Regions from separate parts of the Homo sapiens genome. Here region 1 is linked to region 2. The links are chromatin loops, found by intact Hi-C in ENCODE. Cell type or tissue: PC-9. All regions are shown on one strand. Links, peaks and the distances in the headings refer to the core of each region. The heading gives the core; the rest is flanking DNA. Region 1 has its middle 27 kb from the start of LSM14A. Region 2 overlaps PEPD (peptidase D).

Evidence for each region. Hi-C counts contacts between places; a loop is a spot of excess contacts. Peaks named below come from ENCODE experiments on the same cell type or tissue, not always from the same donor. Only the 100,000 strongest peaks of a DNase experiment are listed, where the experiment ranks them.
Region 1: a loop joins it to region 2, with 8 times the contacts of the local background. A loop is called at or near these places in 3 of 110 quality-filtered maps.

The regions. Positions count from the first base shown.
Region 1 is chr19:34,138,411-34,153,317 of GRCh38, reverse strand. No RefSeq gene overlaps it. Among named protein-coding and RNA genes, the nearest start is that of LSM14A, 27 kb to the left of the region's middle. In PC-9, for the core only: CTCF peaks have their summits at 7,228 and 7,431; a DNase peak (open chromatin) is centred at 7,377.
Region 2 is chr19:33,422,842-33,437,748 of GRCh38, reverse strand. All of the region lies in intron 9 of PEPD (peptidase D), which reads left to right. Among named protein-coding and RNA genes, the nearest start is that of CEBPG, 57 kb to the right of the region's middle. In PC-9, for the core only: CTCF peaks have their summits at 6,695 and 6,896 (motif pointing left); a DNase peak (open chromatin) is centred at 6,918.

The DNA of each region.
Region 1 (14,907 bases), core at 3,995-11,994, 710 kb before region 2:
TCTGCCCATCCCTTAGCCTAGCCAAGTTGTCATGAAAAACCAACCATCACAATCTGTCAAAGGAAAGCAATGCCATGACAGTATTGGGAATCATGATCCAATGAGAAGACTTTGCATGTCATGAGATAACAACTAGCACATTGATGTCACTGGTATTAATGCTCTCTTATAAGCATTTTATCACTTGATCGTCATACTACCTGTGTTGTACAGGAACCAGTATCACCAAGTTCCTCTCTCGATAGTGGGGGCACTAAGGGCTGGGGAAGGTGATAGTCTTGACTTGAGGTGGTTGACGGCTGGGTCAAGATTTGTACCACAAGTTTTAAAGTCCAAGCCTCAGCTCTCTTATTACAGCACCCAGTTACAAAAGAAATTAATGTACTCAATATCTGATTCGGCTCTACCTCTTTGTGTGCAAAATTCCTGCTTTGCCCAACTTCTTATCATGAATAATTATGTGTTCTGATGGTGGCCTGAGTCAATGAAGAGACAAATAAGTAAATTATGCTAAGGAATGGGCCTAACTATTGGCAAATAAAATGATAGAGTAATTAATCAATATATTATTGCAAAACACTTTCATAAAATTGCTTTTTCTCTAGAGACTGAAAGTATTAAAAGAAACAACTTTTGGAGTTTATGGAAAGCAATTTTAGGATAAAAGTAAAAACACTGAGCAAAATAATGAAAAGAACAGTTACTATATTATAATAATTATGTAAATTACGTAATTTACATTATGTAGCTCTTAAAATTATAGGATGCCTTGCTACAAGTACTATATTATTGAAAGTGATATTTAGAGCAATAGCTGTCACTTACTTTTTGAGATTGTGAAAAGTTAGAAATATTTCATGGGATCACATTTTAAAGAATTGCTCAATGGGTGCAGCACACCAACATGGCACATGTATACATGTGTAACTAACCTGTGTGTTGTGCACATGTACCCTAAAACTTAAAGTATATATAAAAAAAAAGAATTGCTCATCTTTCTGGATACACTTGAGTGCTTATGCGACCTGGGTACCATATTGGTGTTACTTTGTTAGCTGGAATTCCAAAGCATCTTGGACGTGAGCGTGCAGTAGTGTTGGTAGGATGGTAACTCCTACAACATTGTGTTGCTTCATAGTGCTCTGGGTACAGGGAATGTGCCTTCAGGCCCTGTGCTGATCAGATGGCAGAGATGGGGTAGTCATGGTAGTGGGGTGGTGGTGGTGGTGTGTGTGTTCAGTGAATGAGAGGAGAGCAGGAAACCTCCAAAGGTCTTAATGCTGCCGCAAGGGATGAATTTGTTGTTCATATATCAAGAGGTTAAAGGAAATTAGATCGACTATAAAGAAAAGACATTCCACAAAAAACAACAGATGTTGGCAAAGATGCAGAGAAAAGGGAATGTTTGTACTCTGTTAGTGGGAATGTAAATTAGTACAACCTTTATGGAAAACAGTATAGAGATTTCTCAAAGAACTAACAATAGAACTACCATTCCATCCAGCAAACCAACTGTGGGTAAATACCCAAAGGGAAATAAATCATATCAAAAAGACACCTGCACTCGTATGTTCCTTACAGCACTGTTCACAATAGCAAAGTCATGGATCAATCTAAGTGTCCATCAGCGGAGGACTGGATAAAGAAAACGTGGTATATGTACACCATGGAATACTACTCAGCCCTAGAAAAGGATGAAATCATGTATTTTGCAGCCACATGGGATGGAGCTGGAGGCCATTGTTATTTTTTTTGTTTTTTTTGGTTTTTTTTTTTTTTGAGATGGAGTCTTGCTCTGTCACCCAGGCTGGAGTGCAGTGGCACGATCTTGGCTCATTGCAACCTCCGTCTCCCAGATTCACATGGTTCTCCTGCCTCAGTCTCCCAAGTAGCTGGGATTACAGGTGTGGGCCACCATGTCTGGCTAATTTTTTTATTTTTAGTAGAGATAGGGTTTCACCATGTTGGCCAGGCTGGTCTTGAATTCCTGACCTCAGGTGATCCACCCGCCTCGGCCTCCCAAAGTGCAGGATTTCAGGCATGAGCCACCATGCCTGGCCTGGAGGCCATTGTTCTAACAGAAATAACTTAGAAGCAGAAAGTGAAATACTGTGTATTCTTATAAGTGGGAGCTAAACAATGGGTGCATATGGACATACAGAGTGGAATAATAGACATTGGAGACTCCAGAACGTGGGAGAGTGGGAGGGGGATGAGGGTTGAAGAATTACCTGTTGGGTACATTGTTCATTATTCGGGTGATGGGTACGCTACACGCCCAGACTTCACTATGACGAAATATATGTATTTAAGGAATCTGCACTTATACCCCTTAAATGTATATTAAAAAAAGGAAGAAGGAAAGAGAAAAGAGATTCCAGAAGTAGAGGGTGGGAAGACGGAGGAACTGGCCAGTTTGGGGTCTTCTCTGCTCTGTTGTTGAGAAGCTGAGCACCAAGGCTGGGGTCTGGTGCTGAGCTGAGTGGCTGCAGGCAAGGGGAGGCTGGGAGGCATGGCCCAGGAATTGCTCCGGACTCTCCCAGGGGAGATGTGGAGATAGAAGCCAGCCTGCAGACTCCCTTCCCTGGTGAACATCTGTGGGGACCAGGCCAGCCTGGCTAAGGCTGTTCTGAGAAGCGTTTGTGCTTTCACACAGGCTGCCCCTTGCATTATGGGCAGGGGCAAAGTGCAAATGGAGATGACATACCATGTGTCTAAATGTCTAAAAGTTAGAATTCTAGGCCAGGTGCGGTGGTTCATGCCTGTAATCCCAGTACTTTGGGAGGGCAAGGTGGGTGGATCACCTTAGGTTAGGAGTTTGTGACCAGCCTGGCCAACGTGGTGAAACCCTGTTTCTACTAAAAATACAAAAATTAGCCGGGCCTGGTGGTGCACACCTATAGTCCCAGCTACTTGGGAAACTGAGGTGGGAGAGTCGCTTGAACCCGGGAGGCGGAGGTTACAGTGAGCCAGGATCACACCATTGCACTCTAGCCTGGGTGACAGAGTGAGACTTCATCTCAAAAAAAAAAAAAAAGAAAAGAAAAGAAAAATTAGAATTGTAGCTGGGCTGGTGGCTTACACGTATAATCCCAGCACTTTGGGAGGCTGAGGTGGGAGGACCACTTAAGCCCAAGAGTTCCAGACCAGCCTGGGCAGTATGGCCAGACTCTGTCTCTACAAAAACTTAAAAAACATTTTTTTTGTCAAGACAGGGTCTTGCTCTGTCACCCAGAGTGGAGTGCAGTGATGCAATCACGGCTCACTGCAGCCTTGAACTCCTAGGCTCAAGCAATCCTCTTACCTCAGCCTCCCGAATAGCTGGGACTAAAAGCATGCATCACCACGTTGGCTAATTTTTTTTTATTTTTTCAAGATGGAGTCTCGCTCTGTCACCCAGGCTGTAGTCCAGTGGCACAATCTTTTCTCACTGCAACCTCTGCCTTCTGGGCTCAAGCAATTCTACTGCCTCAGACTCCCAAGTAGCTGGGATTACAGGTGTGTGCCACCATGCCTGGCTAATTTTTGTATTTTTAGTAGAGGCAGTGTTTCACTATGTTGGCCAGGCTGGTCTTGAACTCCTGACCTCAAGTGATCTGCCCATCTCGGCCTCCCAAAGTGCTGAGATAACAGCCGTGAGCCACCACACCTGGCCTGTGCCAGCTAGGAAAAGCAAATTTTTTTTTAGGGACAAAATTTTACCATGTTGCCCAGGCTGGTCTTGAACTCCTGGGCTCAAGCAATCTGCCTGCCTCAGTCTCCCAAAGTGATGAGATTATAGGTGTGAGCCACTGTGCCTGGCCAAAACAATTTATTTTTATTTTTATTTTTTATTTTATTTATTTATTTATTTTGAGATGGAGTTTCACGCTGTTGCCTAGGCTGGAGCGCAGTGGCGTGATCTTGGCTCCCTACAACCTCTGCCTCCTGGGTTCAAGTGATTTTCCTGCTTCAGTCTGCTGAGTATCTAGGACTACAGGTGTCCACCACCATGCTAGGCTATTTTTTTTTTTTTTGTATTTTTATTAGAGATGGGGTTTCACCATTTTGGCCAGGCTGGTCTTGAACGCCTGACTTCAAGCGATCTGCCTGCCTTGGCCTCCCAAAGAGCTGAGATTACAGGCGTGAGGCATTGCACCCGGCCTCTAAAAATTTTTTAAAAAATTAGCTAGGCATGGTGACGCATGCCTTTGGTCTTAGCTACTTGGGAGGCTGCGGTGGGAGGATTCCTTGAATCTTCACCTGCACTCTTGCAGACACTTCAGCTTGTGTATCCACATCTGCCCTCAAAACAGCCACCTTGGCCGGGTGCAGTGGCTGACAAGGCCATGAGAATCACTTGAACCTGGGAGGCGGCGGTTGCAGTGAGCTGAAATCGTGCCACTGCACTCCAGCCTGAGCGACAGCGCCAGACTCAATCTCAAACAAAGCAAAACAAAACCCAGCCACCTCTTAGTCTAGGGAAAACATACACCCACATGGCAATATGATGCCCCTCAGGATACAGCATGCAGGAAAGAGAGGCCTACCCTGGAAACAGACTGGAGGCTGTTTGGGCATGGAACTCTGGAGGTTTTGGGGGCTGGGACATGGGTTAGAGTCAGGGGCCAAATCTGGCCCTTCACTTGTTTTTTGTAAATAAAATTTTATTGGAATATAGTCATGCTAATTCATTTATGTGTTATCTGTAGCTGCTTTCAGGCTACGATGGCAAAGTCAAATTGTGACACAGACCACTTGGCCTGCAAATCCTAAAATATTTACTCTCTGGTCCTTCAGAGAAAAAATTTGCCAACCTGTGCTCCAGAAGGTGGCAGTGGGCAGACTCCAATGGGTTTGACCCCTTGGCTGTGAACTTGAGAGCAAGGCTTGGGGAGGGTATCAGAGTGGACTTCCCTAAAGTAGGGGAAGCCCCAACCCAGAATCTGACTATGAGGAAACATCAGACAAAGCGAAATTGAAGGACATTCTACTAAAACAATAGGCTTGTACTCTTCAAAATGTCCATGTCATGAAAGGAAAAATAAAAAAAGTTAAAGAAGCATTCCAAATTAAAGAAGACAAAAGAGGGCCCAGCGCAGTGGCTCATGCCTGTAATCCCAGTACTTTGGGAGGCTGAGGCCAGCAGATCACTTGAGGTCAGGAGTTCGAGACCAGCCTGGCCAACATTGCTAAACCCCATCTCTACTAAAAATACAAAAAATAGCTGAGTGTGGTGACAGGCACCTATAATGCCAGCTACTTGGGAGGCTGAGGCATGAGAATCACTTCAACCCGGGAGGTGGAGGTTGCAGTGAGCAGAGATTGGGCCACTGCACTCCAGCCTGTGAGACAGAGTGAGACTCTGTCTCAAAAGAAAAGAAAAGAAGAATCATTTTGGCTGATGTAACTTATGCAATCCCCACTAGTGGTCTTCTTGGGCTTATTCAAACTCACGAGATGACCAGGAGTCACATTCAGAGTATTTAGAAGGATGAAGCGCAGGGGCCCTAGCTGTTATCAAAGCGGCTTCCTTCAGGTAGTCATTCCTCTAATCTAGTGTCCTTGATGCAGTTCACTCAGTAGATACAAGGAGACAGGCGAGATCTACACTGGGCCTTTAGGAGAGCTGCCCTAAATGATGGCTTCATCAATTTTTTTGAGACAGGGTCTCACTCTGTCACCCAGGCTGGAGTGCAGTGACACAATCGTGGCTCATCACAGCTTCTAACTCCTGGGCTCAAGCGCTCCTCCTGCCTCAGCCTCCCCAGTAGCTGGGACCACAAGTGCATGCCTCCATACCTGGCTAATTAAATTTTTTTTTTTTGTACAGATGGAGTCTCACTATGTTCCCCATGTTAGTCTCGAACTCCTGGGCTCAAACAAGCCTCCTACCTCAACCTCCCAAAGTGCTGGGATTATAGGCATGAGCCACTGCTTCCAGCGTTCCTGATTTAAAAGCCCGATGCCTCACAGGAGACCATCCCATAACAATTCCATAAACATAGCTTCCAGGGTCTCTGCAAGGGACATGCCCAGTTACAAAAATTCCACACTCAGAAAGCAAAAACTGGTATAAATACCACATACGACTACCTGGTGATTCCAGGTACAAGGTACCAATGATCATTTTTACTCTAAGCAATGTTGCCTAGCAACGTAGTTGACACATGCTTTCAGGGAACTAACCCTAAGGTTAGATTCTCATGCAGAAGCATTTTGTTAAACTTTTGCCAGTGGTGTACCTCCAAGACTTTGGTTAACACCTTTAACAAAAAAGGACAAGTTCAGGCTGGGTGCGGTGGTTCATGCCTGTAATTCCAGCACTTTGGGAGGCTGAGGCAGGAGGATTGCCTGAGCCCAAGAGTTCAAAACCAGCCTGGGCAACATGATGAGACCCTGTCTCTACAAAAAAATTAGCCAGGTATGGTGGCATGCGCCTGTAGTCCCAGGTACTGGGGAGGCTGAGGCAGGAGAACTGCTTGAGCCCAGGAGTTTGAGGCTGCAATGAGCTATGATCACACCACTGCACTTCAGCCTGGGTGACATAGTGAGACTGTCTCAGAAAAACAAAAAACAAACAAACAAAAAAACAAGTTAGTACATTTGGTGATCATCAGGATTTGTATTTCTATTTCTATTCCCCAATGGGATGTCCCCCCATATGCTGGGCAACTGAAATAGTTTTTGCCATTAGTTTTTATAATGCATGCAATACTCCTTTTATTCCGTGAATTCTAAGCATTTTTTCTTTTCTTTTCTTTTCTTTTCTTTCTTTCCCTTTCTTTTTCTTTCTTTCCTCTCTCCTTCTCTCTTCTTTTCTCTCCTTCTCTCTTCTTCTCTTCCTTTCTGATGGAGTCTCACTCTGTCACCCAGGCTGGAGTGCAGAGGCGCGATCTCAGCTCACTGCAACCTCCCCCTCCTGGGTTCAAGTGATTCTCATGTCTCAGTCTCCCGAGTAGCTGGGATTACAAGCGTGTGCCACCACACCCCGCTATTTTTTTTTTTTTTTAAAGTAGAGACAGGGTTTCTCTATATTGGCCAGGCTGGTCTCAGACTCCTGGCCTCAAGTGATCCACCCGTCTCAGCCTCCCAAAGTGCTGGGATTACAGGCATGAGCCACTGTGCCCGGCCTAGATATATATACATTTTTTCCGGCCTAGATATTTTACATCAAATGATATCACATGATAGTTTTTAACCAAACCAACTTACTACAGTGAAAGTTGTTTAAGCATTTTATAAAAAGTGTATTTTCCCTCTGTCTGCCATATGTAAATGAAGGGTTTTATCCAGTCTTAAGGTATGGCTTAAACCTTTAAAATAAACAATAATTTATGACTGCTTAAAAAATCTGTCACTTTAGAAAATGTCCGCATTCCTGTGTATTTCCACTAGATGGCGGCAGAGGACACTGGTCCGACTCCAACACAGGGTTCAATTGACTTGTGCACCCTTAGCCCATAGCTTTTCAGACTCAGGGATGCTGTTTAGGTTACCCCTTCCCACACGCGGAGAGCTTTCTTGAACGTTTTAATGGGATTTCACCAAATCCTACTAAACTGTTGCCATTGTAGCCTTGCCTGTCTGCTTTGGCTCTACAGGGTCTTGGGGGTTCCCAAACGTTTCTCGCCCGTAAATTGGAGTTTGGAGGAGTTGGAGTGAGTCTGGCCGTTCCCCTGCTTTGTCAAGTGGTAGTCCCATCCCAAGCACGGGGTCTGCAGGGTCATTCCGTTGTCTTCGCCTTCCACCCCCAATACCCATCCCAGCCAGACATGAATCCGTCCCCACAGCCCGGCCGCAGGTGGGTTTCTACCCGGGTCCCCTTCATGAACACTGAGCAGTTTCTCCTCTTAGCATGAATTTGGTTTCATTTCAACCCACATCTGCTCCCCATCGTGGGCTGCAGAGCTTCTCATACCAGGGGCTGGGCAAATGGACCCTCCTACCGAGGCATTCAAAGCCTCGTCTACATTTCCTTCCTTATCCCTGTCATCTCATAGTTCATTGGCCAAATGGAGTGTAGGGACTGAAAGTTTAGTTTACTGTCGCCACCACTCTGCAATGCTCACCGGGGTCTTCTTATATTCAACTAAACATTGATTCACGGGCCGGGTGCGGTGGCTTATTCCTGTAATTCCAGAACTGTGGGAGGCCGAGGTGGGTGGATCACTTGAGGTCAGGAGTTTGAAACCAGCCTGGCCAACATGGTGAAATCCCATCTCTACCAAAAAAAAAAAAACAAAAATTAGCCAGGTGTGGTGGCATGCACCTGTAGTCCCAGCTACTTGGGAGGGTGAGGCAGGAGAATCGCTTGAATCCAGGAGGCGGAGGTTGCAGTTAGCCAAGATCTTGCCACTGCACTCCAGCCTGGGTGATGGAGTGAGACTCCATCTCAAAAACAAAAACAAACAAAAAACATTGATTCAAGTGGCCTGTTCAGAAGGACTCACGGCAGGAACCACACACACCAGCAAGGCAGAATCAGGCATTCCACCAGCAGGAAGCTTTGTAGCAGTTAACTCAGCAGAGGGCTCAGGTACAAGAAGACAAGATCTGCATTGAGCAGGTGCATGAGCTGCGCCGACTTAAAAGCTTCATGCCCTCTAGCAAACGGTATCTTCAGTAACAATGCAATTGGAATTGCATTAAACCTGTATATCATTTTCGGGCTGATTGTCGTCTTTACTGTGTTGAGTCTTATAGTCCATGAACATGGCATGTCTCTTCATTTATTCAAGTCTTGGATTTCTTTCATAAGCATTTTGTATGTGTATGTGCTATACCGTACTCATTTTATTTTTTGAGATGGAATTTTGCTTTTGTCGCCCAGGCTGGAGTGCAGTGGCAAAATCTTGGCTCACTGCAACCTCTGCCTCCCTGGTTCAAGCGGTTCTCCTGCCTCAACTTCCCAAGTAGCTGGGATTACAGGTGCCTGCCACCATGCTCAGCTAATTTTTTGTATTTTCAGTGGAAACGGGGTTTCACCATGTAGGCCAGGCCAGTCTTGAACTCATGACTTCAGGTGATCTGCCCAACCTCGGCCTCCCCAAGGGCTGGGATTACAGGCTTGAGCCACTGTGCCAATTAAAACAATAGTTTTAATTGTTATTTTTGAATGTACTGTTTCTACTTATATAAAAAAGGTTAACTGGAAAGCAGCCTGAGGCAGGTCCTTCAGGAAGTATCCAGAAGGCATTATTATGATCACAGGAGGTGACAGCTCCATGAGTGTTATTGTCCCTGAAGACCTTCTAGTGGGCCGAGATGTTGAGGTGGAAGACAATGATATTGATGATCCTGATCCCGTGTAGACCCGGGCTTATGTGTGTGTTTATATTAAAAACTAAAAATAAAATAAAATAAAATAAAAATAGAAAAGATTCATGGAATAAGGATATAAAGAAAGAAATTTTTTTTGCAGCTGTACAATGTGTTAAGCTGTGTTACAAGACTACAAAAGTCAAACATTAAAAAAGCTTATAAAGTTACAGTAAGCTAAAATTAATTTATTATGGAACAAATAAAAACATTAAAAAATAAATTTAGTGTGGCCTAAGTGTACAGTGCTTATAAAGTTGAGAGTAGTGTACAGTAATGTCTTAGGCCTTCACGTTCACTCACCACTCATTCACTCACACACCCGGAGTAACTTTCAGTCCTGCAAGCTCCATCATCGTAAGTGTCATGCACAGATGTACCTTTTGAAAAATCTTTTATATTGTATTTTTACTATACATTTTCTATGTTTAGATATGTTTAGATACACAAACACTTAATTTTTTTTATTTTTTGTTTTTTTAGATGGAGTCTTGCTCTGTTGCCCAGGCTGGAGTGCAGTGGCACAGATCTCGGCTCACTGCAATCTCTGCCTCCTGGCTTCAGATTTTCCTGCCTCACCCTCCTGAGTAGCTGGGATTACAGGCACCCACCACCACACCCAACTAATTTTTGTATTTTTAGTAGAGACAGCGTTTCACCATGTTGGTCAGGCTGGTCTTGAACTCCTGACGTCAAGCAATCCACCTGCCTCATCCTCCCAAAGTGCTGGGATTACAGGCATGAGCCACTGCACCTGGCCAATACTTACTACTGTGTAACAGTTGCCCACAGTGTTCAGTACAGTAACATCCTGTGCAATTAATTTAGGGGCCTAGGAGTAATAGACGATACCATATAGCATAGGTAGGTAAAGGCCAGGCCATTTAGGTTTGTGTAAGTGCACTATGAGGTTTGCACAACGATGAAATCACCTAATGACACATTCCTCAGAACGTATATCCATCGTTAAGTGGCACACGACTGTATTCCATTGTATGGATACAATCTATTTATTCATTCTATTGTTGATGGACGTTTGAATTGTTTCCAGTTTTTGGCTATTATGAATAAAACTTCTATGAACATTATCATACATGTGTTTTGGTGGACATAGCACTCATGTTGGATATATACTAAGAATGGAGCTGCTAGGTCATAGAGTGAATATGTTCAGCTTTAGTAGATGCCGTGTGTTTTCCTAAGTGGTTGCACCATGGTGGGGTTGAGCAGGTTGGTTTGTAGTGGTATTGTGACAGGGAGCAGGACTCAACCCTGCAGGTGGAGCTTGGACACTGGACCAAATTGAGGACTAGCTAAAACAGTGTCTGAGCAGAAGCAGCTTTCCATAAGACACACCCAGTGGTGTGGCCTGTCACTTTACCATTGCCATGGCACCACCCAGAAGTTACCATCCCTTTCCATGGCGATGACCTGATGACCCAGAAGTTACCATGCTTTTTCTAAAAATCTCTGCATAATCTGTCCCTTAATTTGCATATAATTTAAAGTGTGTATAAGCGTGACTGCAGCACTGCCTCTGAGCTGCTCCTCTGGGCACACTGCCTGTGGGTGGCCCTGCTCTGCAGGAGCAGCCCCTCTGCTGCTGTTATTCACGGCTGCTTCAAGAAAAGTTGCTAACACCACCGGCTCACCCTTGAATTCTCTTCTGGGCAAAGCCAAGAACCCTCCTGGGTTAAGCCCCAATTTTGGGGTCCACATGCCCTGCAACAGTATCTCTGTCCTGGTTTTAATTTGCAAATGGACTAATGATGCTAAACACCTTTTCTTCTGCTTATTGGCCTGTGGCTATCCTCTTTGGTGAAGGTCAGGGCACGCCTCTGCCCCTCCCCTCCTCTAAAAAAATTGGGCGTGGCTAACGCCTGTAATCCCAACACTTTGGGAGGCTGAGGTGGATGGATCCCGAGGTCAGGAGGTTCAGGAGGTTGAGACCATCCTGGCTAACATGGTGAAACCCTATCTCTACAAAAAATACAAAAAATTAGCCGGGCGTGGTGGCACGAGCCTGTAGTCCCAGCTACTGGGGAGGCTGAGGCAGGAGAATCGCTTGAATCCAGGAGACAGAGGTTGCAGTGAGCCGAGATCGCGCCACCGCACTCCTGGGTGACAGAGCAAGACGCTGTCTCAAAAAAGAAAAAAAAAAAAAAAAAAAGAAAAAGAAAAATTGGTTGTCCAGTCTTTTTCTTATCAATTACTAGGGCTCTTTGACACATGTTTTGCAATGTGTTCTCCTGGCCCGTCACTTACCTTTTCACCTTCTTAATGGTGTTTTTTGAGGTACACACATTTTACTAATTAATTTACAACTGAAACTTATTCTATAAATTATTACTCTTTCATGGTTATTGGTATTTGCATCCTGTTTAAGGAATCTTTGCCTATGCTTACACATTAACCTGATCTGTTATATTTTCTTTAACAGTGTTCTTGGTTTGCCTTTCACATTGAGGTCGATGATGCTTCTCAAATTAAATTTTGTGTTTGGTGTTAGGTAGGGGTAAAGGTTGTGAAAGAAAAATAGAAACTTGGGACCCCAATTCACTATGCCATTCCATTCTGTGAGAGTACACAGAAAAAAATAATTCACAATGCCAAAAGGAGAAAAAATTAAGCTGAAAGCTGAATCAGGCAAGAAACGAACTTTCCTTTTGTTCCTAAGCAGAGAGCTGTGGATAAAAGGTTAAAGATCTCCACAGGTAGCTATGCTTTGTTCACCTTATCTTATGTAAAGTGCTGATTTACTGAGCAGGAGACTAATAACATGATTGACTATTCACTCCCTTATGTGCTCTTTTTCTCTTGCGACACGTGGATTTAGTAACGTGACCATTCCCTCCCTGTTTTCCCTCCAGCCTGCTTTTTCCCTTTAAATATTGAAGCCTTTAAAGTCATCTTTGGAGAAATGCACGGACCTTTCTCAAGTCCTTAACCTTGGAAAAATAAACTTCTAAATTGATTGAGACCTATCTCAGATACTATTTGGTTTATAAGATTCATTTTTTTATATTAGTATCTAATTGACCCAGACTCATTTAGTGAAAAGACCACCCATTCTCCCACTGAATTGTACTGTAGGTTCAAACCAGTGCAATAGGCAAGAAAAAGAAATAAAAGGCATCCAGACTGGAAAGGAAGAAGAGAATGGTCTTTATTCACAGTTGACATGATTGTCTACATGGAAAATCCTATCGAATGTATAAAAAGCTATTCTAATAAGCAAATTTTCAGGATACAAGATCAATAGACAAAAATCAATTATGTTTCTATATATTAGCAAAAAACTAAAAATTTAAAATACATTTTAATTAAATTAAAATTTTTAAATAAGTTTTAAATTAAAAAATTAAAAATAGTCTGGACACAGTGGCTCATGCCTGTAATCCCATCACTCTGGGAGGCTGAGGCAGGAGGATTGCTTGTGGCCAGGAGTTTGAGGTTTCAGTGAGCTATGATCCTGCCACTGCACTCCAGCCAGGTGACAGAGTGAGACCCTGTTTCTAAAATACAAACAAAAACAATTTAAAAGAGCACAAAAGTATGATACACTTAGGAATGAATCTGACCAAAGATGTGCAAGGCCTGCTCATGAAAAGCACAAAACATTTCTGAGAGAAATTACAGAATATCTAAGTAGATGGAAATATACACCATATCCATAGAGTTTGAAAGACCATATTTTTAAGGTGTTAATTTGCCCTATATTGATCTTCAGATTCCCTGGAATTTCAGTCAAATCCCAGTAGGCTTTTTTTGTTGATCTGGATAAGCTGATTCTAAGATTCATTTAGAAATGCAAAGGACATGGAGTAGACAAAACAACTTTGAGAAAAAAATAGTTGGAAGATTAAAACTATTTGATCTCGGCTGGGCGCAGTGGCTCATGCCTGTAATGCCAGCACTTTGGGAGGCCGAGGCGGGCAGATCACCTGAGGTCAGGAGTTCAAGACCAGCCTGGCCAACATGGTGAAACCCCGCCTCTACTAAAAATACAAAAAAATTAGCTGGGCGTGGTGGTGGGTGCCTGTAATCCCAGCTACTTGGAAGGCTGAGGCAGGAGAATCGCTTGAACCCGGGAGGCGGAGGTTGCAGTGAGCTGAGGTTGCGCCATTGCACTCCAGCCTGGGCAACAAGAGCAAAACTCCATCTCAAAAACAAACAAACAAACAAACAAACAAAACTTATCTGATTTCAAGACTTACTATAAAGCTATGATAATCAAGACCATGTGCTATCAGTGTCAAGACATATAAATAGGTCAATGAGCAGAATGGAGATTCCATAAAAAACTCAAATTTATGTGATCAATTAATTTTCAACAAAGTGGCAAAGGCAATTCAGAAAAAAAAAAAATATTTTTAACAAACGGCTGAAATAATTGGATATCTATATGCAAAAAGTTAACTTTGACCCTTATCTAACACTATATATAAAAATTAACATAGTAGATCATGGATGTAATTCTAAAACTTAGAACTAGAAAAGTTCAAGAGAAGGCCGGGAGCGGTGGCTCACGCCTGTAATCTCAGCACTTTGGGTGGCTGAGGCGGGTGGATCACGAGGTCAGGAGATCGAGACTATCCTGGCTAACACGGTGAAACCCCGTCTCCACTAAAAATAAAAAAAAAAAAAAATTAGCTGGGCGTGGTGGCGGGTGCCTGTAGTCCCAGCTACTCAGGAGGCTGAGGCAGGAGAATGGCGTGAACCTGGGAAGCGGAGCTTGCAGTGAGCCAAGATTGTGCCACTGCACTCCAGCCTGGGCGACAGAGCAAGATTCCATCTTAAAAAACAAACAAAAAAAAAAGTTCAAGAGAAAAATATAATACAGGAGAAAATCTTTGGGTTACGCAAATATTTGTTAGATAGGACACTAAAGACAAAAGCTACAAATCAAAATATTGACAGATCACTTTGGGAAGCCTTGGTGGGTGCATCACCTAAGGTCGGGAGTTCGAGACTAGCCTGGCCACCCCGTCTCTACTAAAAATACAAAAACTAGCTAGGCGCGGCAGTGTGTGCCTGTAATCCCTGCTACTTGGGAGGCTAAGGCAGGAGAATTGCTTGAACCCAGGTGGTGAAGGCTGCAGTGAGCCCAGACCACACCACTGCACTCCAGCCTGGGAGACAGAGCGAGACTCCATCTCAAAAAAAAAAAAAAAAAAATTGGCAAATTAAACTTTATTGAAATTAAGAATGCTTTTGAAATATGCTTTTAAGAGAATAAAAGGACATTATTTATGAAGGCCATATTTATGAGGAAGAAAATATTTATGAGGGAAGGAAATATTTATGAGGGCTGGGCACAGTGGTTCACACCTGTAATCTCAGCATTTTGGGAGGCTGAGGCAGGCAGATTGCTTGAGCCCAGGAGTTTGAGACCAGCTTGGGTAATGTGACGAAACCCTGTCTCTACAAAAAATACAAAAATTAGCCGGGTGTGATGGCTTGCACCTGTATTCCCAGTTACTCAGGAGGCTGAAGTGGGAGGATTGATTGAGCCTGGGAGGTTGAGACTGCAGCCAGCTGTGATTGCACCACTGCACTCCAGCCTGGGTGACAGAGCAAAACCCTGCCTCGAAAAAAAAAGATAAT
Region 2 (14,907 bases), core at 2,412-10,411:
AATGACACCACCTACTTACCTGTGGTGGGCAGTTTGGTTGGATTTATTCCAACGGGCTCTCTGCACTTAGCAGTTGAGAAAGATATTTGTCATCTTGCTATAAAACATCAAACGCATCATGATCTAAACGATTGTGACAGCAGAGAGTTCAACCACAGTCTAAAATTTTAGCATTATTTATGATGCTTAGAGGCTTGGTGCCTACAGTATCTTCTTAATCTAGTCTGATTCTGGAGTGCTGTCTCCCAGGCCTGCCCCCGTGTCTCCTCTGGCTGTTAATAACAGCTCCTCCAGGCGCCCTGTCTGCCGACACAAAATCCATCTGAACCCCTGCATCTCGTGTGGCTGTTGAAAATTGGCATTTCTTTATTGATGCAACTGGTTCCTGCCAAATACTTGGGGACAAATAAAAGTAGTTGAACTTCGAGACAAGCAGAGAACCATTTGTTCGTGGAATTGCCAGCCAATTGATGGAGGTAGTTAAACTATCGTTTAGAAGACTCTTGAAAGGAAAAAGTTGACTGTTTTGAGACACTAACATTCAGAGTAGTGTGCAGAGCCAGGCAACACAGCTTTTCCGAGGGCCGGAGCCCGGTGGTTGGGGGTGGTGTGTCTCTTCTTTAGGCTCCTGGGCCGTGTTCTCAGAGACCCCCACTTGTTTTGCTTCTCCCGTGGCCCCTGGAGCACTGGCTGCTCTGCCTGGTTGCTGCTCCTCTTCCGTGCCAGCTTCTCTGGATTTCCCACTTTTTCTTTCCTCCTCCTCCAGGAAGTCTTCCATCAAACCCTGTGGCTTCTGCCTCATCGGACTTTAACGCTCTTGTAGTTAAGCAAGATCTCCCTCCTCCCTGTGGACTAGGGGCCTGCCTTGCTAGTGCTGTGAGCGAGGCATCACATGGCTGGTGCTCGGACCCAATGAACCGGCCCCAGGGGCCTCTCTTCGCACCCAGAGAGCTAGGCATGCTGACTCTCTCCAACCAATTCCCTTCCTGGCCCTCCCGGAAGGCAGGGGTGGGCAGGCCAGTGACCCCAGAGCGCTGGCTCAGTTCTGGCTCAGTGCCCATGAGGTGATTGCTTTAGACCAGCAGCAAGTGTGGGAAGATGGAGGAGGTAATAACATTGATTTTCCCATAAAGGTGGAATTTGTGGTGAGAGGACCTTCCTGGCAGGACCTAAACATCTTCTTCTCCCAGCCCCTCTGCCCCTGCAGGGGAGTGGGGTGGGTCTCTCGAGTGCGGCCTGCCAGGCAGGAACTTGGCTCATAGCCCATGCAGCCATGCAGCCTTGCAGCCCAGGCAGGACTGGAGCCCTCAGACCAGGCCCATCATGATGAGGCAGAAGCACCCCTGTACTCGGCCATTGGGAGATGCTGAGGACGGCTCCCGCCTGCCTCTTAGGCAGGGCATGGGGCCTGCTGGGAAGGCTGCCTGGTGAGTACCCTCATTCCTTCTCTTCCTCCCATGCTTCTTTCTCTTCTCACTCCTCCTCTTCTTCCTGCTCGCCTCTCCTTCTCTCCCTCCTCTCCCTCTCCCTCTCCCTCTTCTCTTTCCTCTTCCTTCTCCTCTTCCTCCTCTTTCTCCCTCTCCTTCCTCTTCCTCCATCTTCCTTCTCCTCCCTTCTCCCTTCTTTTCTCCCCGCTCTCCTCCTCCCACTCCTCTGCTTCTTTCTCCTCTGCTCTTCTAGGCCAAAAGCAGTGCCCTGAAACCAAGATGGGGGCAGAGATGTCAGAGGGAGCCCTGGGCTGCGCTAACCTCAGACCCATATTCTCCTCCAGCAGCTGCCCACACCCTTCCCTGCTCACCGCTTCTTGGAGGCCAGTATGCCTCTCCCATGCCCCCACCTTCCACCAGTGTTTACAGCCCTGGGAAGGCCGAGGACCTGCTGAGAGCCTGGAGGGCACCCCCTGGCCTCAGACTCACCTGAGCATCCCAGTGACCAATCCAGGGACGCCATGGGAGCGTGGGTTGGGCTGCACGGCCTCTGCCCATGGCCCTGGGAGGTTCTGACACCCAGTCCTGTCGTGATTGAGAACTAACGGCCATACGAGCATCAGCAGATTCTCACACAGTGCCCAGAGGACAACAGCCAAAGCGTGGCTGTCACTCCCACTTTACAAGCGCAGCACCTGAGGCCAGAGAGGCGTGCTGCAGGGCCCAGGGACCCCAGCACCAGGGCAGGCCCTGCTGGGACCGAACGAGGGGGGTTGGTTCTGGAGGGGCTGTTGTCCCCAGCCAGACCTGCCCCAGTTGTCCTTCGTCTGGGCTCGGCGCCCCTCACCTCCTGGCACCTGTCCCTGCCGAGGGGCCCGGGCAGCCGGAAGTGACAGGGAGGCAGCTGATGAGTCACTCTCTGGGGCCTCAGCCGGGCCTCCAGCTTCTGTTTTCCATCATGTTAATTACATTTATTATTCATCAACTGCTAAAACTGGCTCTGGGTCCTCCATTTTCCAAGCCCTCAGGTTGCGTCCCAGCTGAGGCTCCCTGTGGCTTTGAGTCGGGATCAGACGCCGGCCCAGCCGAGGGGCCTTTGGGTTTGGAAATGAAAACAAAGGATCCCATCCTGGTGGCTTTCGGGCAGCCGCGGGTGGCCAGGCCTTTGCTCTCCTCTGCCTGGAGATGCCGGATGGATGAGGGAGCTACCGTCTCAGCCACCTCATTTGGCCTCCCCAGCGCCCAAGGTTCTCTGCCTCTTCCATCCCTCGTCTTCCTCTGGCATCGCATTCCGGCTCACACTTTGATCTTTCCCGAGTCCCTGGGCATGGAGGCTGCTGTCTACCCAGCTGCCTTCCCTCCAGGCCGTCCTCAGGGGTTTGTACCTGCCCCCTCCACCCCACCACCCCCCAACCTTAACACCTGAGTGCCCTGTCTCAGTCCTTCACTCCCAGAACAGGGAGGGTCAGGGACCGAGGAGGGCTGGACCGTATGTGTGATGTGCCAGGCTTCTGCTGCTCCACCTGGCTGGGTTCTGGCCCCGTTCCCAAGGCCCAGTGACCACCCAAAGGGCGTGACCTTTCCCAGCTGATTTGGACACCCTGGGTGGCAGCTTTCTCCCCACCCAGTAAATGGGGTTGGGTTTTACTGCCCTTTCCTCATTCACGATAAACTTTCCATTTCTGTGAAGTTCACCCCCGAGACCAAGGGAGGCCAGATGCGCCCTCGTCCTGCGGGGAATCCTGACATTAGGAGAACCCCATTCCCGCCTGCCCTGCCAGGGATGGTGCAGTGGAGGAATGCCCAGTAGCCCCTGGGCCTACTGAGGTGCCCCGATGCCTCCAGCCTAGGCCCACAAAGTGATGAGCTTCAAAGTTTCTTCTCTGCCAGGGGGGATAAAAAAGCAGAAAACAGAGATGCTAGAACCATCGCCGTTACACAGCTGGCAGCGTCCACACAAAACCAAGCATTCCATGCCTGGCGCCCCACACTCCCCCTTTGCCTGCCCCATGTGCACCGGAGACACATGAGGTGGGGGAGGAGTCTAGAGCTGGGGAGATGCCAAGCCTGTGTATGGCGGGTGGGTAAACTGTGGGTGTCCATACAGGGAGAACTGTCGGGCAGTGAAAACGAGCAGATTGTTGCCACAGTCAGGGACACGAACAGCGCTGAAAGTGATGTCTAGCAAAAGAAGCCAGGCTCAGAAAGGCACGTACCATCCCACTGACATAAAGTTCCCAGCAAGCAAAACTGGTGACAGAGGAGGAGAGGGGAAGAGAAGGGGTGGTGAGCGAACCCTCTAGGAGACAAGAAATGTCCTGGGGTCTTCACCCACGGGGCACGTTTGTGAGATGTCATCAATCTGGGTATTTAAGATGGGTGTGGTTTACTGGCATATATTTTGATAAATAGGCTTGCACACACACACCAAAATGGCCAAGCATTGCTCCTGCGGCCAGACTCCGGGCAGAAACGCTGTGCATCTCTTGACCTGAGTGGTCCTCCTAACTTGCAGATTTACAGACATCTCCAGAGCTACAGACCGACACGGTAAAATGACCATTTGTGCACTTGCAGAATTATTCGGTTGGCCGATGACAGAAAGAAAATGAAAAGTTAAATGCAATTTAAGGAAGTATCGCCTGGGCTCTCTGTTCAGGCCAGGACCTGAATATCGAGTCTATTAGAAGCAATTATAAAAGGGACAGCGCTTCTTAATGTTTCTCATTTGACAAGAAGGTTTTTAAATATGGGGCATTAGTTAATAAAAAGACCCCAGGAGCCCATTGTAATATATTACCTAATTCCTAACAGTTCATAGCCACTGAAATAGGTAAAAAAGGGGATGTAAAATTAATATATGGTTATTATTAAAATTGCCTTATAAATTAGTTAAGTCCCCTGGAGGTACAGAGTGGGCATCATTATTCCAAGAGTGTCTCAAGGGCTTTGGTGTACCTTGTGTGTTTGTGGAGTGGGCGTGCCCCCTTGGCAGGGAGAAGAGAGCTCTGGCTCTGCAGTTTAAGGAGAAAACAGCAGCTCACACTGAAAGAGAGGAGAGCCAGCCATCAGACTGCAGACATTTTATAAAGAAACCTCTTCCTTAGTGAAGTTGCTGGGGAGGCTGGCACTTTGAGGCATCACCCAGCATGTTCTGTGCCCGAGACCAGTAAGGCCCTGATTGACATGGATTGCAGTTGATTAGGGACAACATGCAAATGGGTGTGTAGCTCCTGGGGCCCTGGGGACCACTGGCTTGTTCAGGAATGGAGGGATAGAAACAATTCCCTTAAAGTGTTTTCACTCAAGGGAACCCAGCTGCAGGCAGCATGGCAGTGAGGGAGCCTGTCGCTCCAGGCCAGCCACACCCGCTAGCTGCTATAGCCGAGGAGGCCGAGGTGCCTCTGGAAGGCGTGTGCATGTGACCCAGGCCATGTCACTGCCACCATCTCCATCCAGGCTGTGGGTACTGGGAGCCCGGAAGCGCCAAAGCTTCCAACTTTGCCATGCGCTTGTGCCTTTAATTGGGGGATTTCAAAGCTGTGAGTGGAAATCCATTCAGATCTGAGCTGTTTGCTGAATCCGAGATTTCTGTCCAGGGGGATTTGGCGAACGTAATGTTTTATGCATTCTAGGTGATTTGCCCATACCTGCTGGATCTGTTCATGGCAGCAGGCTCGTTTCCAAGGAACAGCACAGTCCTCCTGGACAAAGAGGCTTCCTCCTGCTCCCAGGGGAGAGAGCTATCATGTTTTTTTCCAGTGAGAGCACCAGAGGGAAATTTGCTTTTTCAATCGGCTCTTCAGAGCTGCGGGTTCTGCCCCATCCTGTCTGCAGTGGAAACCTGAGCTGTCGGTGTTCCCCTGGGGTGGGGTGGGCTCCTTTTGCTTGGGTGGGTGGTCCCCAGGGTGGGGTGCCCCGTGTGGGGAGTGTTTAGCCAGAGGAGACAAGCAAGGCTGTTTTCCAACCAGTCTCTGACTTCTCTAGCTCCCTGTGCAAAAGGGATACCTCCGTGTGCAGACAGAGGTTTTGCCAAAGAATCTGATTCCAGAGAAGAAGGCTAAGTGGGCTCCTGAAGCAGGACTTGGCAGGCCTTCTAGGGGCTTGGATTCTCCAGGCTGCATACCAGAGAGCCTTGCCGACAGAGCTTGCTTCCAAACCTGCCGGTGCAGTGGAGCAGCTCAGGAGCTCTGGGTGGAGGAAGGGATAGGGCTGCACTTTCTTCCCAGAGTGGCCCTTACCTGGGAAGACTTCTTAGCTTCAGCCTATGACTCTTAGACTCGTAATGGTCACTCTGGGTTTAATCTTCCCTTTTTTTTTTTTTTTTTTGAGGTGGTGTCTTGCTCTGTTACCCAGGCTGGAGTGCAGTGTCGCCATCTCAGCTCACTGCAGCCTCCGCCTCCCAGGTTCAAGCGATTCTCCTGCCTCAGCCTCCCGAGAAGCTGGAATTACAGGCATTTGCCACCACACCTGCCTAATTTTTGTATTTTTAGTAGAGACAGGGTTTTGCCATACTGGCCAGGCTGGTCTTGAACTCCTGACCTCAGGTGATCCACCTGCCTCAGCCTCCTAAAGTGCTGGGATTACAGGCTTGAGCCACCACGACCTGCCTAATCTTCCCATTTTGATCATGAGGCCAGGAAGCAGGAAAGAGTGGTCCCTCCACTAGCATTTGCTACCCATCTTCAGGCAGAGGTGCTGCCAGATGGGTGTTAATTGGGAGGGGAGTGTCTCCGAGGATGTCCTTCCCAGGAAGAATTTTTCCCCCTGTGGCAAAAAGGAGAGGTAGAAAGTGGGAGATAATGAAGGAAACATCGAGAGTGGAATTTCAGATGCTTTGTCTTGGGCGGAATGAAGAGAGGAAATCTTTGCTTTGTTTTCTGTCTCCTCTTGGGGAAATTTCCCACATGAGTTTTGGGATGATGAAGATGGGCCCCCAGCCCTGGCCTCCGGCGGGGACCTGGACATTCAGATTTTGGGTGATTTCAACCCATGGTAGAGTTTCCTGATAGAGTCAGGGAGGAATTGGGCTTGAATTGCTTTTCTTTCTTTTCGTCCCTCTCTTCCTTCCTTCGGGAAGGAATTGGGCTTGAATTGCCCTCCTTCCCTCCCTCCCTCTCTCCCTCCCTCCCTCCCTCCCTTCCTTCCTTCCTTCCTTCTTTCCTTCCTTCCTCTCTCCCTTTCTCTGTTCCTCTCTCCCTTCCTCCCTTCCTTCATAGGATCTTGCTCTGTTGCCCAGGCTGGGGTGCAGTGGTGCGATCATAGCTCACTGCCTCGACCTCCTGGGCTCAAGCAGTCCTCCTGCCTCAGCCTCCCAAAGTGCTGAGCCACAGCACCTGGCTGGATTGCTTATTTTTTACTTTGTCCACAACAATGGTATCAAAACAGAGATACACTGTGGTTCCTTCAGCCAGGCTGAAGGTTTTTCAAGGAGCTCTGTGTGCGTGGCAGACGGCGTGCACTTGCGACCTCTGGTGGCAGCTTCCCAGTGTCGTCCTCGGTGGCAGCTGTGCTTGGGGAGTGTGCGCTGTGTCCACTGGGCAGAACACATCAGGACAAGAAGCCCCCTGGGGCCAGTGGGGCGAGGCTGGGGCGAGGGGAGCAGGTCTTTGACAGGTAGCTTTTATTTCTTCCCAAAAGTGTTTTCAAAATGAAAATAGCTTTACTCTGATAAAAAGATACATATGCCAGTAGGAAATCCAGTCAGTACAGAACATTATAAACAAGATAGGAAAAAAACCCTTTGATGCAGAGGCACACAAAACCTTATTGCTGTAGCAAACAGGCTTCCGGTCTCTCTGGGGCACAGACAGACGGGCTTTGATCTGCTGGGCTCACACTGGGCAGAGTTTTTGCAGCAGAAGTCTCTTCCTGGCAGTGAACTGGGGCACACTGGGGCTGCATCATAATCCACTTACCCAGACTGCCCCCGGAAGCCAGGTGGTTCCCAGTGTGAACGACACTTCGACCGTCAACCCTACCTCGCCGTCTCTCGGGTGTCAAACTGACCGTGTCCTTGGGGTAAACTCCTGCAAATGGAATTGCTGGAAAAATGTTGATGCCCAAAGCCCAGTGCCATCTAGAAAAGTTGTTCTCCCTTCACGGCTGGGGCTGGGTTAGTGTCTGGTGAGCAGATACCATGTCCTTCCCGGGGATGTTCTCATTTAATCCCGTGAGGGGGAGCGGAGAGGAGTGTGGCATCCTCTCTGCATTATAGAGACCCCACAGTAGACAGATGGGTCTTAGAGGAGCCAGGTGGCCTCTCTCCAGAAGCCATGTTCTCAGCCAGCGTGCAGGACACCCCTCCTCCCAAACCATGAGTGCCGGTGTGCCCACCCAGGCCTCAAGATTAATTGTGTTATTTCCATTATTCACCTTTATCATTCTGATTAGGGAAAAGTAATACCCCGTCTTTATTTTTGCTGATTTGATTACTGACGAGCTTAAACTTCTCTTGTAAGTATTTCTTGGGCATTTATCTTTGTGGGTTTTCAGTCCTTTGCCCATTTGCAATCGGGACATTTGTGGGTGACTTATTGCTCTGTAATTGGGCTCTTTGTACTATTGTTCTGTGTGTTGGAAATATTTTTCCCAATTTGATGTACAGAAATTGTAAATATCAGTTGTCATGTTGGTCCTTTCCTGTATAGTTTATGCCTTTGCGAAATTGCTTTTTCTACTACCTCAATATAATCCAGTTATCAGCATGTTTTTTCTATCTTTATAGTCTGATGACTTTCTTTTAAATAACAGTTTTTGCATAATTATGAAATATTTCAAACACTGCTGTGTATAGTTTAATAGATATCTGTGTATCCACATGGTTTCGTCTTTTATATTTAATACGTTAATTGAGCTAAACTGCATTTAAGAATAATATATAAACAAGGATTCTGGCTTTTCTGCCCCCGCGTAATTACTAAGTGACCTGTTGTCTTTGGAGTAATGTCTTTGCCCCCCATTGTAAAATTCCATTTTTGCTGTATTCTAAATTCCCAGGTGTATTAGTCAGTATAGGGTAGCCTTTGGGGTGGTAACAACAGAAACCCAGATCTCGGTGGCTTAGCACGGTAAAGGCTCATTTCTTGCTCATGCTGCCATCTGTGGCTGGCCCAGTGGCTCTCCTCCAGCAGGGATGCAGGGCTGCTTCCACTGCCCAACTCTGCCCCCTCTGAGAAGGAAGAGAGAGAACATGAAGAATTCACACCCACTCTTAAAAGCCATGGCCTGGAAGCAGCACATGTCATTTCATATTCCTCTTGGGATGAGAGTCAGTCCTATGGTCCCAGCCTAGCTGCAGGGAGGCTAAGATATGTGCCCAGAAAGAGGAAGCAGAGTGAACACAGGGCTAGATCTCCACTCGGGGCTGCCTGGGCAGACAGGGTTTCGGCTGCCTGTGGATGTGTGCGTATATGCATATGTGCATGTATGTGTGAATGTTCTTTGGATTGTTGGGCATGTTCAGGCCTGCTGTTCCTGCCATCCGTTACCCTTTCTTCACATGTTTACTGAGGACCTACTGTGTGCTCATCACTGTGGCCAGCCTTGGGTATGGGTGACATGGGCCTGCCTCTAGGAGTGCCCTTCAAGACTGGGAGGGAACGGGAGGGTGCCAGGCTGAAAGTTCTGCAGTGTAGAAGTGTGGGGAGGGACTTGCCTACAGAGGGCTTTTGGTGGTGAGAGGTGGGAGAAGCCCCTTGGGGAACCCAGGGAGATTTCTGGAGAGGGGCGTCAGCCTGGCCCACGGTGGTTTTGGATGGTAACTGGCGGTGAGCAGGAGGTGGAGCGTGGACATCCTCCCAGCTCCTGAAGGGCAGCAGCTGCCAGGAGTCCACTGAGACCCCTCTAGCCATGACCTCCTGGTGGGAAGGTGGGCCAGGAGGGGACCTGTTAAAGACTGGCAGGTGGTTGAGGGTCAGTGTGGAAGGTGTCCGATAGAAGGTGCTAGAAGTGGGTGGGCTTGGGATAGGTGTTGCTGTGGGTCCTGGAAGAGGGAGCTCGGGGTATGCTGGACAGGTGTGTGATGCCTGGGCTCCCTGCGGGGACCCAGCAAAGCACATCAGGAAACCCGGCATCCACGGGCGTGACTCCCTCTTCTGCATCCTCCAAGCCCTCCTTGGCACTGTGCGAATTTTCTAAATTTCAGTGGGTGGCGCTGGCGAGATGCTTCAGAGTGTGTGCAGGCTGGCGAGTAAAGTCAAGGAACTTCCTGGCTCCTGGCTATGCAGGAGGGGGGCCCAGACCCTCATCACATAACGACCACTTCTGTCTTCAAGCGTGTCTCTTACAAGGTGGGGGCCAGGAGAGTGCTGCCCAGAGCCAGTGCTTTGCCATGATCAGATTGCCGCCTGCCAGGACGGGGGTATGGGTTGCCTACAGGCACCGTCACTGCTGCACGGATCTCCGGGAGCAGGCTTCACACACACAATTCCTGCTAGCAATCTACTGGCTTTGGGGAGTAGTGTTGGTGTCATAAAGAAAGGATATTTAACTTTGCATCGATAGGCAAAGAATAATTAAGATATAATTAAAAGCACAAATTCTTCTAATTATTGGCTTCGTATAATGTATATTTAAAAACAAGATCTGTTAAGGCTTCCTTTTGAATATATCCAGAAGCCAAAAGAGGGTAGCATTTTAATTAAAAATGGATTATTTAAAAACCAGTTTAATCATCCTGTCATCCAAAGACTTAGACTTTATTAATTAGCTATTGATAAATAGGTTTAAGCTACCCCAAAGTTGAATTTGCAAGAGTTATTCCTGGCATCCTCCGATTGGAGGATTTTTTGGAACTTGCCCTGTGTCTCTGGGATGTCAGCAGCAAAGGTTTAGGACATGTGAGTTGGTTCTTAAATCGCCCCTCCCATCCTCTGTGGAGCCAAAGTGGACATCCTGCTGCAGGTGGGGACCGATGGGGGGCTCCTGGGGCTGTCCCACTTCCCCCATCTCCTACCTCTGTGCTCTGTGGCACGAGAGGGTGCTGAGGACCTGGATGGTGGCATCCGCACTGAGAGGTCCCCGATGGGGCACAGGTGCAGAACATGCTAGAGATGCCATGAGCCACGACAGCCTCCGCCTCCCCAGCTCCATGCTTGGAGTGCATCCCTGGCCAAGGCACTCCTCTTCTCAAGGCTGCTCTCTGTAGGGGCGGCGTGACTGCCACCCCCATTCATCATCTTAAGTAGATAAAGACTTTCAAAGTGATAAATAGCGTTCCTGTTGTTCCTTCAGCCAAGTGTGACTAAAATAACGTTTGGAGTCGTGAGTGAGGATGGAAAGGCTCATTAGAAGAGGGGTTGTCGGCAGTTCACGCCTAACAGCCGGTTCGCTGCCATAAAACACAGCCGCACGCGGTGGAGGGGCCCTGCCCACCTAGGGCCTGTCCAGGCTGGCCCTGACAGATGGTGTCTGGGCCTCCCTCCATGGCACATTTCGCTGCGTCCTGGGCCTTGTGGTTCCTGGATGCTTGGAAGAACCTTCTCAGAGAGGAGACGTCTTTCACAGGCATCTGTGGTCCTCGCTTCCTGCAGGTGCTGGGGATCTGGGGCTGCAGTGACCCAGCTCCTCCTGTTTCCTCAGTGACCCAGCTCCTCCTGGTTCCCTCCAGCCTAATGGGGTAGCCAAGGCCACCTGCTGCGCAGTGACCACTGGCTTGGCGCTGCCTCCCGGGTGACCAGGTCCCTGTATCCAGTGTCCTGTGCTCACAGTACCGAGAGTGGCTGTGAGTCCATGTGGACAGACTGCTTCTCCTCTCTTCTCCAGAGCCCTCAGCAGAGGACGATAGGGAGGGAACTGGGTACTAGACCCTCAGGATGAACTGAGTGAGTTGCAGGGGCTGCCCAGAGCTGGGCCCAGGTGCGACAGTGCTTTAGAAAGACATTGATAGGAAACAGCACTTTCCAGAGAAAGTTAGATCTGAAACGACACATTTGTGAAGTATTTTCAGATTGTAAGGCTGAAAAAGCAATTTGATGTTTAGAAATAAAGTAGTGCTGGACTCTTTCAAGACAAAACAGAAAAATGCCCTAGAGGGAATCCAAAGCAAAGCACTTGCTTTTTCTAGAAGGGGTGACTTGGGGATTCTGTCCTCACTCTACAAGGTGGGATCTGGGTGACTCCCACTGTTGCCCAGGCTGGAGTGCAGTGACATGAGACCTGAGATCCTCTGCCAAACATGTGTTCCCTAAATATTGAACCTGGGCCTGGCACAGTGGCTCACACCTGTAATCCCAGCATTTTGGGAGGCCGAGGTGGGAGGATCACTTGAGGCCAGGAGTTCGAGAGCAGCCTGGGCAACATAGCAAGATGCTGTCTCTACAAATATAAAATAAAATAAAATAAATTAGCCAGGTGTGGTTGTGCACACCAGTAGTCCTAGCTACTCAGGAGGCTGAGGCAGGAGGATTGCTTGAGCCCAGGAGTTTGAGGCTGCCATCTGGGGACTTGGGGAGCTTCTGAACCAAAGGCCTTGCCCAAGAACGAAAAACCAGGCTTTTCCTCAAAGAAGCCTTAAGGCGGGATCTCCCAGAGTTAGTCATTCCATGAGACACCCTGGCAGTTTTGGTCAAGTTCTTGTCTCACCTCTACTATTATCTGCTTAATCGTTTTCTTTCAATTGACTCATTTTTTTTCCTTTAAATATATGTTTTAAGATGCTTTTTATCCTCGTCATGAATGAAACCCAATCTAATTTGCCATTAACAGACATTAGCGCTTCAAGATAAATACCTAGTGCATGAAGGAAATATGCTAGTGGGGTACTACATAATGTCATCCCGTGGACTCGTATTGTGCTTTGGGAAATGTGAACTTAAAAGCAGCCCCTTCCCTCCCCTTGCCCCTGCTCGCCCCTCCAGAAAGCTCCCTGCATACCTGGCTTGCTTCCCCCACACCTTCCTGGGGAGGATGGAGACAGGGTGCCAGCGTTCCTTAGAGGGACAATGTGGCCTCTGGGTTGTGTTGAACTAGGATCATCTGCCACTCTGGCAAGCCTTTTTGTTTGTTTGTTTGTTTGTTTGTTTTGAGACTGAATCTCACTCTGTCGCCCAGGCTGGAGTGCAGTGGCGCATTACAGATGTGTGCCACCACGACTGGCTAATTTTTATATTTTGAGTAGAGACAGGGTTTCACTATGTTGGTCATGCTGGCCTTGAACTCCTGACCTCAAGTGATCCACCCGCCTCGGCCTCCCAAAGTGCTGGGATTACAGGTGTGAGCCACTGCACCTGGCCTCTGGCAATTCTTTTTGTTTCCTGGTCATGTGGTTTGAGCCTCTCTGGATGTATCTGAGGGTAACCTGGTTTTTATTGTTGTTGTTGTTTGTTTTTTTGTTTTTTTAAAGAGCTGGGGTCTGATATGGTTTGGCTGTGTGGATATTGAATCATGGGGGTGCTTTCCCCCATACTGTTCTCATGGTAGTAAATAAGTCTTATGAGATCTGATGGTTTTATAAGGGGAAACCCCTTCCACTGGTTCGCATTTTCTCTCTTCCCTGCCACCATGTAAGATGTGACTTGCTCCTTCTTGTCTTCCACCATGATTGTGAGGCCTCCCAAGCCACATGGAACTGTGAGTCCATTAAACCTCTTTTCCTTTATAATTACTCAGTCTCGGGTATGTCTTCATCAGCAGCTTGAAAATGGACGAATACCGGGTCTCACTAGATTGTCCAGGCTGGGCTTAAACTCCTGGACTCCAGCGATCCTCCCGCCTCATCCTCCTGAGTACACCATCACACATGCACCACCACACTGGCCTTCTGGTCCTTTTTAAAAGGGGGAGTTTTTGTTCTAGGGCCAAGAAAGGTGTCATCTCTACAGTCAGCATGGATTAGTGAGATTGGGTCAGACGCGAACAGGTGTGGATCCCAGAATAAGTCAGAGAACAGTTGGCCAATGGTGCTTGTGTTTACACAGCTCTTCCCAGGCCTTCCAAAGCCGGAGCTCCCTCGCTGGCTCAAGGTGCCAAACACAGGTCTAGAGTCACAGATTGCGAATTTCCCTCAAGGCGGGTACTGCGAGCTTTGAATTTCTTTCGGTTCTGTGTTGTCAGCCTCCCAGGCACCAGTCAAGTTCTGCCTCTGGTGTCCTGTCCTTCTTCCTGGGAATCAGTAGAGAAGGTACTTACTGGAGGGGGTCACTACAGGGCCAGCTGCTTGGGGAGGGGGTGGACTTGCCCTGAAAGCCCCAGTGAGGGCAGTGGGAAGTCCCAGCACAGGAGCAGGTGACAGGCGCAGCCCCCAACCACCCTTATTATGTAAAGGATTTATCTTTCAACAAGATGGTGCTCCAAGCCAGCGCACAAGGGGCAGTTAGTGAAAGCAAAGAAAATAATCAAATGGCATTCTGCCTCATGACCTACATCACAATAAATTCTAGGTTCATTGATTAAGTAAATGTGCAAACAGGAAGCCCACAAAAGATGATAGAGTTTATATAATCATAGGGGTAGGGAACGACTTCTTAAAGGAAGAAGCCATAAAGAAAAAAATGTAACAGATCTAGCCAATAAAAATGTAAATTATCTGTCCAGAAATGCCATAAAGAAAATTAAGGAGCAAAGGGGAAACTTGTTACATAAATGATAGTCAGATCCACTGCCTGTGTTCTTCCTGTATAAATCCCTTAAGGATCAATAAGAAAATGATGAACATTCGCAGTTTTTAAAAAAGGAACAAGCCATTCAGAAAGGAAGAAATGTGAGGAAGTAGACATATAAGCATATTAAAATTTGTCAGTTCATCAGTGAAACAGTGAAATACTTTTGTGTTTTACCCACCAGGTTCCCATTCCTGTGGGCAGACGAGCCTTGCAGTGTGCTGCTCAGGACCCCAAAATCCTTATGAGTGTTCAGGGGTCCTTTTTGCAGAACATGCCCTGAGAATTGGAAATGTGCATTTGGTCAATAATCTCCCTTCTAGGAATTTAGCCCGAGGACAGTGAAGAGGCACAAGGCCATGCGTGGCCATCATACAGAGAGGCAGAAGAAGCCTCCATCTCTAACAGCAGGAAGTTGGTTAAGTAAATTAGAGGCTGTGGTGCTGCTCATACAGCCATTCACTTATTCAGTCACTCAACAGAGGTATACCAAAGACTTCTGATGTGCCAAGCACTGTTCTGGTCTCTTGAGGGATACTACAGTGAACAAAAAGATAAAGCTCAAGCCTAATGGGAGGCTAGAGATGGTTGGATAGATGGATGGATGGATGGATGGATGGATGGATGATAAGTAGGTAAGTATGTAGGCTGATATAGATGATCATCACCTTGATAGATGATGGATGGATAGATAGGATGATGGCTGGATGGATAGACGATAGGTAGGTAGGTAGACATAGAAACAGATAATTGACAGAGTATTGGATGAGTAGATAGAGTGATAAATGGATAGATGATACGTAGGTAGATACAGAAATAGATGATTGATAGAGGAATAGATGGATGGGTGGATAGATATAGAGAGATGGATGGATGGATAG